Linked DNA regions of Homo sapiens: region 1 is linked to region 2. Evidence: chromatin loops called from intact Hi-C (ENCODE). Cell type or tissue: heart right ventricle. All regions are shown on one strand. Links, peaks and the distances in the headings refer to the core of each region. The heading gives the core; the rest is flanking DNA.

The links. Hi-C counts contacts between places; a loop is a spot of excess contacts. Peaks named below come from ENCODE experiments on the same cell type or tissue, not always from the same donor. Only the 100,000 strongest peaks of a DNase experiment are listed, where the experiment ranks them.
Region 1: it touches region 2 in a loop (2.8-fold over the local background); 25 of 110 quality-filtered maps call a loop at or near these places.

What each region holds. Positions count from the first base shown.
Region 1 is chr16:67,916,397-67,923,100 of GRCh38, reverse strand. The region is part of intron 2 of PSKH1 (protein serine kinase H1); the gene reads right to left. Among named protein-coding and RNA genes, the nearest start is that of CTRL, 12 kb to the left of the region's middle. RefSeq lists an enhancer at 3,204-3,709. In heart right ventricle, for the core only: a CTCF peak has its summit at 3,260; a DNase peak (open chromatin) is centred at 5,467; H3K27ac peaks cover 4,014 bases.
Region 2 is chr16:67,831,736-67,838,285 of GRCh38, reverse strand. It overlaps CENPT (centromere protein T), which reads left to right. Exons shown (of 16, transcript NM_025082.4): 2 at 2,628-2,748; 3 at 2,986-3,114; 4 at 4,186-4,536; 5 at 5,741-5,831; 6 at 5,971-6,058; 7 at 6,178-6,274; 8 at 6,396-6,532. The coding sequence starts at 4,427. Among named protein-coding and RNA genes, the nearest start is that of THAP11, 7.3 kb to the left of the region's middle. RefSeq lists enhancers at 4,185-4,234, 4,715-4,764. In heart right ventricle, for the core only: no CTCF peak of the experiment used is centred there; DNase peaks (open chromatin) are centred at 4,335 and 4,863; H3K4me3 peaks cover 1,842 bases; H3K27ac peaks cover 1,339 bases.

The DNA.
Region 1 (6,704 bases), core at 874-5,873, 85 kb before region 2:
AGGGCTTTCCGCTCCCGCCTGAGGACCCCCCGCACCAACCCTTTTCGTTTGCTCTAGCTCTAATGTCTGGCACAAGGGCCTGGCATGAACACTACCCAAGCCACTGCCAGCGGTCTCACCTGGAGCCTAAGGGCTAATGAAACAAAGAACAGCGCCAGCTCTCTAGCAGAGGCTGCAGACAGAGGAGGAAGCTGCTTCTTTCTGGCAGCAAACACAGCTTACAGGGCGGCCCTAGACTTCCTCTGGCAGGCAGGGCTGCCTACTGGCAAGTGAGGCTGGGAGAGAAAGGCCCCTTGGTGTGTCTTCTGAGTGGCATCTGGGATACGTTAAAGGGTTAGATTGCAAGCCCAGCAACCTGAGTTCTAGTTCTACCTTCTCTGTCGGCCTTAGAGAAATCACACCGCCTTCACTTTTAACACGAGGAAGGGGCTGAATGTCATGAACTCTAAGTCCCTTCCAGTTTATAAACTCCTGGATTCCTTTTTCTCCACCTTTTCCTTCACGTGGCCACATGTGAAGCGCAGAGTTTAGCATTTAAGCTGACCTCTTGAGCCCTGGGTTCCTTATCTAACCAATGATGATTCTGGGGCAGGCTGGCTGACAGAGGAGGTGGCCCCACCACAGTGCTTCTAGAGAAGGGATGGGAAGGGAGGAAGAAGCCTGGGCTTTGCTACCATGACTCAGTTCTTCCCTCAGCTCTATTTCAAGATGTATTTTCAGACCCACTATTCCCACCTTCAAAGGCCTCCTTTCTGTACTTACGTGGGCCTGAATGAGAGCAGAGAAAAGGGCACAGAGGAAATTCTGGAAACAGAGCTTTGAGTTTACTCAGGAAAGCAGCATGACAACAAGAACGGCACCCTGTCATGCTGCCCACGACGAAGAGCATCAGCAGAATTAGACACTGTGTGGCAGCAGAGCCAGCATCCCCTCCTGTGGTCAAAAACCCATCATCCTGGTGCCTGGGCTTCCAGACCAGACAGAATCTACCACCCTGGGACTCGGCAGAGGGCGGGTGAGGGGCAAGCAACAGAAAAGGGAAGGGTGTGGGGGGAGAGAGCCTGAGGAGAGAAATAGAGGGAAGATAATGCAGTTTTAAAAACAAGTAGAGAATTAAAAAAAAAAAAGCAGAGAATAAAGATTAAAATGAGAAAAGGTGTGACAACTTAAAGGTTAGTAAAGCTGTGTTCTGAAACTTGAAATGGATAACAAAATGAAATCGTGTGCCCCCACCTGTCCCTGCCCAGAGCCAGAGTGGAGGGGAAGGAGAGGAGAGAGACAGGACACAACTCAAGATCGAGAAGGATGCTATTTGCTCGCTTTGCAATAGGCCTGTGCCACCAACATAGCGATGTCTGCTTTTAACAATGTCCTGGAGTAGCCCTGGAAGGTTCCAGATTTAGAAGCCTGCTGCAGCGTGATCTCTTTTATCTACACTCATCAAGGGTTCCGCTGAGGCCAAGTGGTTCCCAGGGCCCAGCCTGGTTTTTTGATTTTTGTTTTTGTTTTTTTTTTTAAGAGAGACAGAGTCTCACTCTGTCACCCAGGCTGGAGTGCAGTGGCGCGATGTGCAATCTCAGCTAACTGCAACTCCGCCTCCCAGGTTCAACCGATTCTCCTGCCTCGGCCTCCCAAGTAGATGGGACTACAGGTGCATGCCACCATGCCTGGTTAATTTTTTGTATTTTTAGTAGAGACGGTGTTTCACCGTGTTAGCCAGGATAGTCTTGATCTCCTGACCTCAAGATCTGCCCGCCTCGGCCTCCCAAAGTGCTGGGATACAGGCGTGAGCCACAGCACCTGGCATTATTTTTTTTTTCTTTTTTTGAGACGGAGTTTTGCTCTTGTTGCCCAGGCTGGAGTGCAATGGAACCATCTCACTGCAAACTCTACCTCCTGGGTTCAAGCAATTCTCCTGCCTCAGCCTCCCAAGTAGCTGGGATTACAGGCATGCACCACAATGCCCAGCTAATTTTGTATTTTTAGTAGAGATGAGGTTTCACCATGTTGGTCAGGTCGGTCTCAAACTCCTGATCTCAGATGCCACCCACCTTGGCCTCCCAAAGGGCTGAGATTACAGGTGTGAGCCACCGTGCCCAGCCTTTTTTTTTTTTTTTAACTTCCTCCCATCCTAATTTCTGAGGCAGTTTGGAGGCTCAGTGACTGTAACCATCTCATCCACACTGCAGTCTCTGTCCCTGGAACCCCAGGCTTAGGGCCAGTGGTAGGTCAATATGGGATGGAGGAAGAATGAAGAGATGAATGTGACTAAGCCTTCTGCTCCAAGCTGGCTGGGCCACAAGGGAGCAGAGCTCTCTGGGCACCACACATCTACCGAGGGACGTCAGGCACGATGGAGAAGGGTAACCTTGTGTGATGGGAGGACTGACTAGGGAAGGTGAGCTTGGAGAGGCACAGCCAGTGAGGATGGCTGGACCAGGTCACCATCAGCTATGCCATGCAATTGAGAGCCAGCCTCCACCTCAGTAGGTGTGGGAGGAGGATGAGCATGGGATGCTATGAGTGGATCTAAAGAGGTCAGGGCTGGGCACAGTGGCTCACGCCTTTAATCTCAGCACTTTGGGAGGCCGAGGCAGGAGGATCACTTGAGGCCAGGAGTTCAAGACCAGGCTAGGCAACATAGACCCTATCTCTACAAGAAACCTAAAAAATTAGCCCGGTGTGGTGGCCCACACCTGTAATCCCAGCTACTCGGAAGGCTGAGGCAGGAAGATGGTTTGGGCCCGGGAGTTTAAGGTTACAATGAACTATAATCACACTACTGCACTCCAACTCTTGTTCCTCTACAACAAGACCTTGTCTCTATTAAAAAATAATAATAAATAAATAAAGAGGTCAGAATGTGGGAGAGATACAGTCCAGCAGCTCCCAGAGGAACTTGAGGGCCCAGAAGCGACAGAGCCTGTGAAAGGCAGTGCTCTCCAGGTGGAGACAGACAATGAAAAGACAGGAGAGGGAGGGGATGGCTGACGCACCAGGGATGGCTCTGAGTGCAAGCCACCACACCCTGCTCTTTGTTGGCCAGGCCTCAAGGGCTGGAGGTGGAAAAAGTGATGAAAGGCAGCTGTGACCCAGGGTGACGTGATGCTATGGGTGGTCAGCAGGAACGGCTGAATGCAGCAGCGTGGCGGGTGGGTCTGCTCCTGCCACTACAGGGAAGTTGCTGCTTTCTGGGGTGTATGCAACCAGGGCAGCAGTGACAAAGGGAAACCTAGAGGACAGGGCTCTGGGGAGCCCAGTGGTGGCACAGAGGTGACACAAGATGGGGCTGCTGCTCTTCTCCACTCAGAGCTTCCTCTGGCCTCACATGGAGAGAGCTTCCTCTGCCTTCCTGCCAGAGGTCTCCAACCAAGGGCAGGTCCCCAGCCACAGTGACCAACTGAGGGTCCACTGCCTCCATCCAGTGGCCCAAACCATGCCACCTCCCAGTGACTAGTCAGGAATCCAGCCTGAGGGCATTGGCTCCTGCAGTGAAGGAGGGAGACTTAATCTGTTGAACACTTCGTGTTTTGGTGAAGTGGGGATGGCTTTTCCCAAGGGAACCTTCCTGGCCAGGTATGGGGGCATCTGATCATCCTCATGGGATCCTCACACACAGACAGCACAAGCATCCAGCACTTGACATGCAGCAGCCCCAGCAGGCTGGCAGGGAAGAAGGGCTTAGGGACAGATGCCTCATAGCAAAGAATTCTAAACTGATTTGTGTTTGCTCGTGCTGTCAGCTATTGAGACAGTCGTGGGAAAGCCATCCTCTGACTCTGGGAGCAGGGGTCAGTGAGAAGAGAGTTGAGCTGATGGGTCCATCACAGTCCCCACCCACACTGAAGGTGAGAAAAGTCAGGCAATTAAAGCATCCAGGAGAATCCAAGCATAAGCCAGGAAACACGCTCCCCGCTTCCCTGCCTCCACTCTGCCACCAGCATATACATTTGGTCTCCTGCTCTCCAGACACCCGGACAGCGCTCCCCATGACTCTGGGATGAGGTCCTATCCCTGCTCACATGGCTGCTCCTTGTGACATATGCGGGGAGATGAGGGGCAGGGAGGGAGACAGAAAGTCAGAGCATAGGACCAGGCTGCATAACCAAGCCCCGTCACCTAGAGAGCACTGAGACATGCCACATTCTCTGCATCTCATTTTATCTTCTACATCCCAAGGCATGTTAGAGTCACTTTAAGAAGTGGGGAGGTCGAGTGTGGTGGCTCACACCTGTAATCCCAGCACTTTGGGAGGCCAAGGCAGGCAGATCACCTGAGGTCAGGAGTTCCAGACCAGCCTGGCCAACGTGGTAAAACCCCGTCTCTACTAAAAATACAAAAATTAGCCAGGTGTGGTGGCTGGCACCTATAATCCCAGCTACTTGGGAGGCTGAGGCAGGAGAATTGCTTGAACCCAAAAGGTGGAGGCTTTGGTGAGCCGAGATCACACCACTGCACTCCAGCCTGGGCGACAGAGTAAGACTCCATCTCAAAAAAAAAAAAAAAAAGAACTACAGGTGGTCAAGCTCATTGCCCCTTCAGGTATACTTAGCCCCAGATCAATGTATGGTCAACCTGCAGACCAGACACCCAACCCTGGGAGGCCACCTCCCACCAGCCCTTGTCACCCAGGTAGCAGCAGAGTGGCTATGAAGGTGGGCTTCCTCTCCCAACAGTACTCTGTCCCCTGCCCAGCAGCACTCACAAGGCTCTGTGAGAAATTCTACCCAAGCCCACCTGTTCCTAGTACAGTCACCTGGGCTCACCCACAGCTCAGAGACTGGCCAAGCAGAGGAGGGTGATAATTCAGGATGCTGAATGCAGCAGACAGCAAAGCTCCTAATGGCATCACTCTAATATCAATCCTACAAGAGCCCCTTCATCCGTCCTGCCTCTAGGAATAGAACTCTTGACAAAAGCACTGACATCAAGGATGTCACATTTCATGTCAAGTGAATCACAGACTCTCTGCATTGGAGGACCCTGACAGTTCTCTAGCATGAGTCTGTAGCTGATGACTCACCTTCTGTGTCATCCTTTAGAAACAGCTCCTCCAGGCCTCCTGTGATAGGAAGCCGCCTCTCAAGGTGACTGTGTCCTCAAACTGCTCTCACATTCACACAGGCCTTCGCTACCTCTCCCAACCTGTGTCTCCCCACCACTTCCAGCATGCCCTCTCCACTCCAGCGTGCCCTCTCCACTCCAGTGCCTCTGGGTGCTGGGTAAACATTCAGATTTTTCCTTTCCAGTCATCTCCTCCTCAGCATTTACCCCTCTTCCAAGAGTCTTGTATTTGCCCTAAAAGTTGACAAGCACACACCAGCCCTGGGCCTTTAAATCCTCCCCCTGCCTGTGCCCACAGGCAGCTGTGGCCAGCAGCCCCCTAAGCGCATTGCCAGCAGGCTCTCTGCTTCCTCCTGGAGTCTGGCCCCTTGAGGGGAGCACTCCACTGGCTGCACAGCCTGTCTGCCTGCCAGCAGTCACATTTGGGACGCTTCCCAGGGCATCACCAATAGCCACTGGTGCTTCCCTCAGGAGAAGCCAAGAGAAAATTCCCCCACCAGTTATCACTTATAAATACTGCAGTTCAACCCAGCATACAGGTACCACTGTGCACTAAGCCTGGACACGACAGTGGACAGCATATGTATTGATGTACATGCTGTCCTCAAGGACCCTACAGGCTAGACAGGAGAGATGTGTCCACTGATCAGCAGCCAGAAAGCACTGAAACAAGAAACCAGCAACGTGCTGAGGCACACATACCAGGGAGAGCAGACTGCAGCACTAGACAGGCCAAGAACTCTGAAGCCAAGACAGCCTGGAATCAAATCCCAGATGTGCCACCCTCCAGTCGGGAGACCATGGCCAAGTTATGTAACCTCACCATCCTCAGTTTCCTCATCTGTAAGGTGGGGGATTACGTACCACCTGGCAGGGTTGTCATAGATTGGAGATGGGGGGTGTAGAACATTCAGCCCTGGGTCTGCTACTTAGTGGGCACCACACAATGGCAGTAGGCAGCATTATTTCTAAAGGAAACAACTAAGACCGATACTGGGAGCAGCGTGAACAGTTGAGGCAGAAGCTTGGTGTGGAGAGTGAATGGGGGCAATGGCTCAGGCCTGTGGTGTGCAGGGAGTGGGGTGGGGTCTAGGGCATGGGCTTCAGGCTGGGGGATCTGGAGTGCCAGGATGGTAGGCAGGACCCCACATGCTCTCCAGGTCAGAGGGTAGCCTGGAATCCTCTCCAAGTCTGCCCATACAAGCTGATGTCCCTCCTGCAGAGCTAGGACTCTGCTCCATACTCCTTCACCTCCTATACTGTGGCTTACATATGCCATGTGGATCCCACTCCCTGGGATCCCTGATCTGCCCCAAACATCCCCAGGAGGACAGGATGGAATTATTCCAGTAGCCTCCAGCTAGCCTTCCTCCTGCCAGGCTCCATTCCCACTTTCTGCTGCCTTCCTCCTCCATTACCCAGAACCCAGAGGGCTCCTCCCACAGTGCAGAGGGCTCCCAACAACAAACACCAGACCTGCCCCAGCCTCTTCAACCTCTGCTCTGTCACTCCCAATCTCCTGTTTATTCTGGAGCACTCAGCAATGCTCCCTTCTCTGGGCCTCCTCCTTCTCAAAACTCATCTTCTGCAGGAAGCTTTCTATTCAAGTCCATGGATGCCACTGAGCCTGACAGAGGACT
Region 2 (6,550 bases), core at 1,551-6,550:
GTTATGGTTCAAACTCTACCTGTCTCAGGACTCACCTTGCTCAAAAAATGTTGAGAGGCCAAATTGATGTAATTTCTTTATGCACAGAATATTGAAAATTATGCCCAATGAAACTCTAATTTCCAGTACATAAAATCACCTGTCATCTACACTTAATCTTCTACCTCAAAGCATATCTGGAATGCATGGCTTTCTCCCCACCTCCACGATCCAGCTCACTCTCTGTCTTAATCACCCCTGGAGAAAGGCAAGAACCTCATCACATGTCTCCCTGCCTTCAATCTTGCCTCTCCTGCAATCTGTTCTTCACATGACTGCCAGAGAAAATCTGATATGTCATACCTCTGCTTAAATTCCTCCACTGGCTTCCTATTCCATTTAGAATAATGTCCAGATTCTTTCCCAGAGCTTGCAAGACCCCATATTAGTCTAGCCCTGTCATTCTCTTTCGCTCCTCCCTGCCTCACTTCATCCCAGTATTTTTTTTAAACAAGTAATTATAACGTTTAATTATGTGAACAAACAGAATACTACTGTACAAAGAATGAAGCTCATTGTTTGTTTGTTTGTTTGTTTGTTTGTTTTTGAGACGGAGTCTCACTCTGTCGCCCAGGCTGGAGTGCAATCTTGGCTGACTGCAACCTTCACCCTCCAAGTTCAAGCGATTCTCCTGACTCAGCCTCCCGAGTAGCTGGGATTACAGGCACCTGCCATCGTGCCCGGCTAATTTTTTGTATTTTTAGTAGAGACAGGGTTTCACCATCTTGGCCAGGCTGGTCTTGAACTCCTGACCTTGTGATCCACCTGCCTCGGCCTCCCAAAGTGCTAGGATTACAGGTGTGAGCCACTGCGCCCAGCCAAAGTTCATGTTTTAATCTTTTTTGAAACATGTTTGACCAGCCTGGGCAACATGGTGAAACCCCGCCTGTACGTAAAATACAATAATTAGCTGGGCATGGTGACTCACTCCGGTAATCCCAGCTACTCAGAAGGCTGAGGTGGGAGGATGGCTTGAGTCCAGAAGGTTGAGATCTTCAGTGACCTGTGATCCCACCATTGCACTCCAGCGCGGGTGACAGAGCGAGACCCTGTCTCAAAAAAAAAAGAAAAAAAAAAGGCAAGGCACGGTGGCTCACGCCTGTAATCCCAGCACTTTGGGAGGCCGAGGCGGAAGATCACCTGAGGTTAGGAGTTGGAGACCAGCCTGGCCAACAGAGCGAAACCTCGTCTCTACTAAAAATACAAAAAATTTCGTAGTGGCTCACGCCTGTAATCCCAGCACTTTGGGAGGCCGAGGCGGGCAGATCACAAGGTCAGGAGATCGAGACCATCCTGGCTAACACGGTGAAACCCCGTCTCTACTAAAAATACAAAAAATTAGCCGGGCGTGGTAGTGGGCGCCTGTACTCCCAGCTACTCGGGAGGCTGAGGCAGGAGAATGGCGTGAACCTTTGGGAGGCTGAGGCAGGCGGATCACCTGAGGTCGGGAGTTCAAGACCAGCCTGACCAACATGGAGAAACCCCATCTTTACTAAAAATACAAAATCAGCCATGCGTGGTGGCACATGCCTGTAATCCCAGCTACTCGAGAGGCTCAGAAGGCAGAGGTTGCGCCATTGCACTCCAGCCTGGGCAACAAGAGCAAAACTCTGTCTCAAAAAAAGAAAAAAAATACAAAAAATTAGCCGGGCTTGGCGGTGGGCCCCTGTAATCCTAGCTGCTTGGGAGGCTGAGGCAGGGAGAATTGCTTGAACCCAGGAGGCAGAGGTTGCAGTGAGCTGAGATCGCACCACTACACTCCAGCCTGGGCAACAAAGCGAGACTCCATCTCAAAAAAAAAAAAAAAGATGTTTGTTTTTTTCCATATTATTCAATAGTTCAAGGTTTTACTAGTAAATGAATAAATAATTTAAAACTGCAGGCTGGGGCCGGGTGTAGTGGCTCACGCCTGTAATCCCAGCACTTTGGGAGGCTGAGGTGGGCGGATCATGAGGTCAGGAGGTCAAGACCATCTTGGCCAACATGGTGAAACCCCGTCTCTACTAAAAATACAAAAAATTAGCCAGGTGTGGTGGTGGGCACCTGTAATCCCAGCTACTTGGGAGGCTGAGGCAGGGAGAATTGCTTGAAACCGGGAGGCAGAGGTTGCAGTGAGCTGAGATTGTGCCACTGCACTCCATCCCGGGCAACAAAGTGAGACTCCATCTCAAAAAACAAAAAACAAAAACAAAAACAAAACTGCAGACCAGGCGCCATGGCTCACGCCTGTAATCCCAGCACTTTGGGAGGCTGAGGCAGGCGGATCATGAGGAGTTCGAGACCAGCATGACCAAAATGGTGAAACCCCGTCTCTATACAAAAATTAGCTGGGCGTGGTGGTGCCAGCCTGTAATCCCAGCTGCTCAGGAGGCTGAGGCAGGAGAACATCTCAAAAAAAAAACAAAAACAAAAAAAAAACTGCATTTAGGTAGTAACCATGGAAATATGTCTGCAAAAGGATAGCAAATTGAGTCAGATAACACAGATATCAGATCTAAATGACAAGGAATATCGATAGCTTTTTCTCTACAGTTCTCTTATTTTGAGAAGCAAGAATCTAATTTTTTGCTTAATTTTTTTTTTCCGAGATGGAGTCTTGCTTAGTCGCCCAAGCTGGAGTAGTGTGGCTCGATCTCAGCTCTGCAACCTCTGCCTCCCAGGGTTCAAGCAATTCTCCTGCCTCAGTTTCCAGAGTAGCTGGAATTATAGGTGAGTGCCACTACACCCAGCTAATTTTTGTGTTTTTAGTAGAGACAGGTTTAACCATGTTGGCCAGACTGGTCTTGAACTCCTGACCTCAAGTGATCCGCCCGCCTCAGCCTCCCAAAGTGCTGGGATTACAGGCATGAGCCACCATGCCTGGACTTCTTGGCTCAGCTTTTTTAACACAAGCACAAATATGCCCATGCTTGTCTCAGGTATCTGATAATTTACACTTGATCTCAGTGCAGATTCTGGGAAAGTGAACTCCACGGAAGACTCAGAAACCAAGTTCTAATTCAGTTGCCATGAAAACTTAAGGTGAGAGGATTGTCAACCAGTGAAAAATACGGAGGAAAACACTAACAGAATATGGTAAGCATCTCTAGCATTAAAAATTTTTAATGGCCGGGCGCAGTGGCTCACACCTGTAATCCCAGCACTTTGGGAGGCCGAGGCAGGCGGATCACTTGAGGTCAGGAGTTTGACACCAGCCTGACCAACATGGAGAAACCCTGTCTCTACTTAAAATACAAAATTAGCCGGGTGTGGTGGTGCATGCCTGTAATCCCAGCTACTCGGGAGGCTGAGGCAGGAGAATCGCTTGAACCCAGGAGGTGGAGGTTGCGGTGAGCCGAGATTGTGCCATTGCACTCCAGCCTGGGCAACAAGAGCAAAACTCTGTCTCAAAAAAAACCCCAATTTTTATTTATTTATTTTGCTAGATGTGGTGGTAATGGGGAAAACATTAATAGAACTTTTGAGAGCCGGAATTCATCTCAAAATTGCTCGTGTTTGGAGATCATAATAACATCAGTGCTGGATCACAAACAGCCTATTAGCCTTGGAGCCTGCTTCCTGGTCTCTTCTGATAGAGATAGGCCCTATAGACAGATTTGCAAAGCAGATCTTTTAAAAATGCTTTTATTATTTTTTGATACAGGGTCTCTCTCTGTTGCCCAGGCTGGAGTGCGATCACGACTCACTTAAGTCTTGAACTCCTGGGCTCAAGCAATGCTCCTGCCTCAGCCTCCCCATTATCTGGGACTACAGGCGCGCACCACCATGACTGAATAATTTATTTTTATTTTTTGTAGAGACCAGGGGGCAGGGGTCTCACTGTGTTGCCCAGGCTGCTCTCGAACTCCTGAGCTCAAGCTATCCTCCCGCCTCGGTGTCCTAAAGTATTGGAATTACAGGCGTGAACCACCGCCTAGCCTGCAAATGCAAATCTAACCAGGTCATATGTAGGATAAAAATCTTTTTCCTGGCCCAAGTGTCTCTCCTCATCTTCGGAGAGGGAGATGGGAATGAGAGAGCCTTCTAATAATAGCAATTGCTAGTTACCAGTGCCCTGGCTTATCGTGTGTTAGACTCTGAGTTAAACATCAACTCCTTGAATCATTACAAGCTCCTTATCAGGTGGGTATCAACCTCAATTTACAGATGAAGAAGCCAAGACTTGGGCTGCTTGCATTACATTAACCGAGGTTTACCCGCAGCGAGGCTGCCTCCAAAGCATCCGGAGTTTGCAACCATCACTGTCCACCCCGCGAGCTGCGATAGTGCGAGAACTACAATTCCCGTGGGGCTGTGCGGGAGCATCGCGAGAGTTACATTAACTGTGGCGGCGGGAAGGCGGAGCCTGCAGCTGGCTGGGCGGTTAGGAGGGCCCGGGGCCGAGACGATGGCTGACCACAACCCTGACAGCGACTCCACGCCGCGCACGCTGCTGCGACGCGTGCTGGATACAGCGGACCCGCGCACCCCGCGGCGACCCCGGAGTGCTCGGGCTGGGTATGTGAGGGGGCTCCCCGAGTACTTGAGCAACTAGAGGGACCGGGGAGTGGGGTCTGGGTGGAACCCAGCGTCGACTCTGTTCGAAGAGGAAAACTGAGTCTCAGAGAGGAGCAGGGTCTGGGTGGAACCCAGCGTCGACTCTGTTCGAAGAGGAAAACTGAGTCTCAGAGAGGAGCAGGGCCTGGGACTCTGAGAACTGGTTCCATTGCTCTAGCCGGGCCCGGGCCAGCTGTTTGTGCCCCTGCCCCCAGGGCTCCAGGCAGCCAGCCCTCGGGACCACAGAGCCTGACTGATCCCGGGTCTCTGGGGGCTCGGCCACTGGAGATGGAGGATAGGGGTTCAGAATCTCACCTTCTGCTCTGTTCTCTAGGCAGCTTTCCCCAGACCAGCCAGGGTGTGCCTAGGCATTTGCCCTGAACTTCTGCGTCCCGAGGGTTCCCACTGTTCCTGCTCATTGTCTTACTGTCCTTGTAGCTCCCAGCTGGGAAATGGGAAAGGAGCTAGAGGACAGCCTGGGCAGAAGTTGGGAGGCAGCAACTGGAAGATGCTTTGCTAAGGAGCAGGGAATTTGGCCTGAGTCAGTGGGAGTGGCAGTGGGTGAGGGCTGTGGTGAGCTCATGGTGCAGAGGATGCATACGTTGACATCTGCCAGACTGGGACAGTGGAGTTTCTTTATAGGGAATGAGAAGCCATTCATTATAGGTTTTACACCCATGAGGTAGGAGCTGCGCCCTGGGAACACTTATGTGGCTCTGGAATCTGAGAGGGACTGGACTGGAGAGACTAAGGTGTCTGGGGTACCCAAGTTCTTAAAAGATTTTAAAATACTTTAGTATCCATCATGGATTGTTACTTTCATGTCTGGGGTGGATGCTTTTCCAATTGCCCCTCTTTTCTGTGTGGCTAACCCCTACTTATCCTTTGTGATTCTGCTGAAGTCACCTCTGTGAAGCCTTTCCCAGCCCCTCCTGGTTGGTTCACTCATATGCCCTCTCTATTCCCATACCCCAGGGGTCTTCTTCGGTCCACACTGCTGGTGACATAGGGCTGGGAACAGGGGCGATGGTAGGGGCAAGTGGTTTCTGGGTCCCTAGCCCTGAGGGAAAACGGCTCCAGACCAAGACCCCTGATGAAGGCATGTCTCTATATTCTCTATCCCTCCTCACCGTAATTCTCGGCATAATTGCTGGTCTTTACACAGAGCCCGGAGAGCCCTGCTTGAAACGGCTTCCCCCAGGAAGTTGAGTGGCCAAACAAGGACGATAGCCAGAGGGCGTTCCCATGGAGCCAGGGTAAGTACCCAGCCCACTGACCCCAAAGGGCCCTGGCTGCCTCGGGGAGGGGGGTTGAGGTCTAGCTCTGCTCTGGAGCCCACCTTGAGGAAATCTCAAGGCAGACGGACAGACTGGTTGCTTGGTGCTTTGCCGATAGTCTGTTGGCAGATCGGCCCATATTCAGGCCAGTGGGCACTTGGAGGAACAGACACCTCGGACGCTGCTGAAGAACATCCTACTAACTGGTAAGTGAGCGCTGGCCTGCCGGTCAGAGTTAGGTACCAGTCCAACCCCAGTCTTGTGGTATCTTTTATTCAGGGTGGCCTGTTCTGTCAGCCCCACCCTCTCCTTGGTGTTTCTGCAGCCCCAGAATCTTCCATCCTGATGCCTGAGTCGGTAGTGAAGCCAGTGCCAGCACCGCAGGCGGTCCAACCCTCCAGACAAGAGAGCAGTTGCGGCAGGTACACAGAACTCCCCCACCTTGGATTGTGCTATGGGCAGCTTAGTCCGGGAGTTTCTTGGGGGTTGCAAAAGCCAGAATTGGACTTCCTGGCCTGTCTGAGATAAGCTCCATTCTTATAGCCTGGAGCTGCAACTTCCTGAGCTCGAGCCCCCCACAACCCTGGCTCCAGGTCTGCTGGCCCCTGGCAGGAGGAAACAGAGGCTGAGACTGTCAGTGTTTCAGCAGGGAGTGGACCAGGGGCTGTCTCTCTCCCAAGGTGAGGCCCTGGACACCA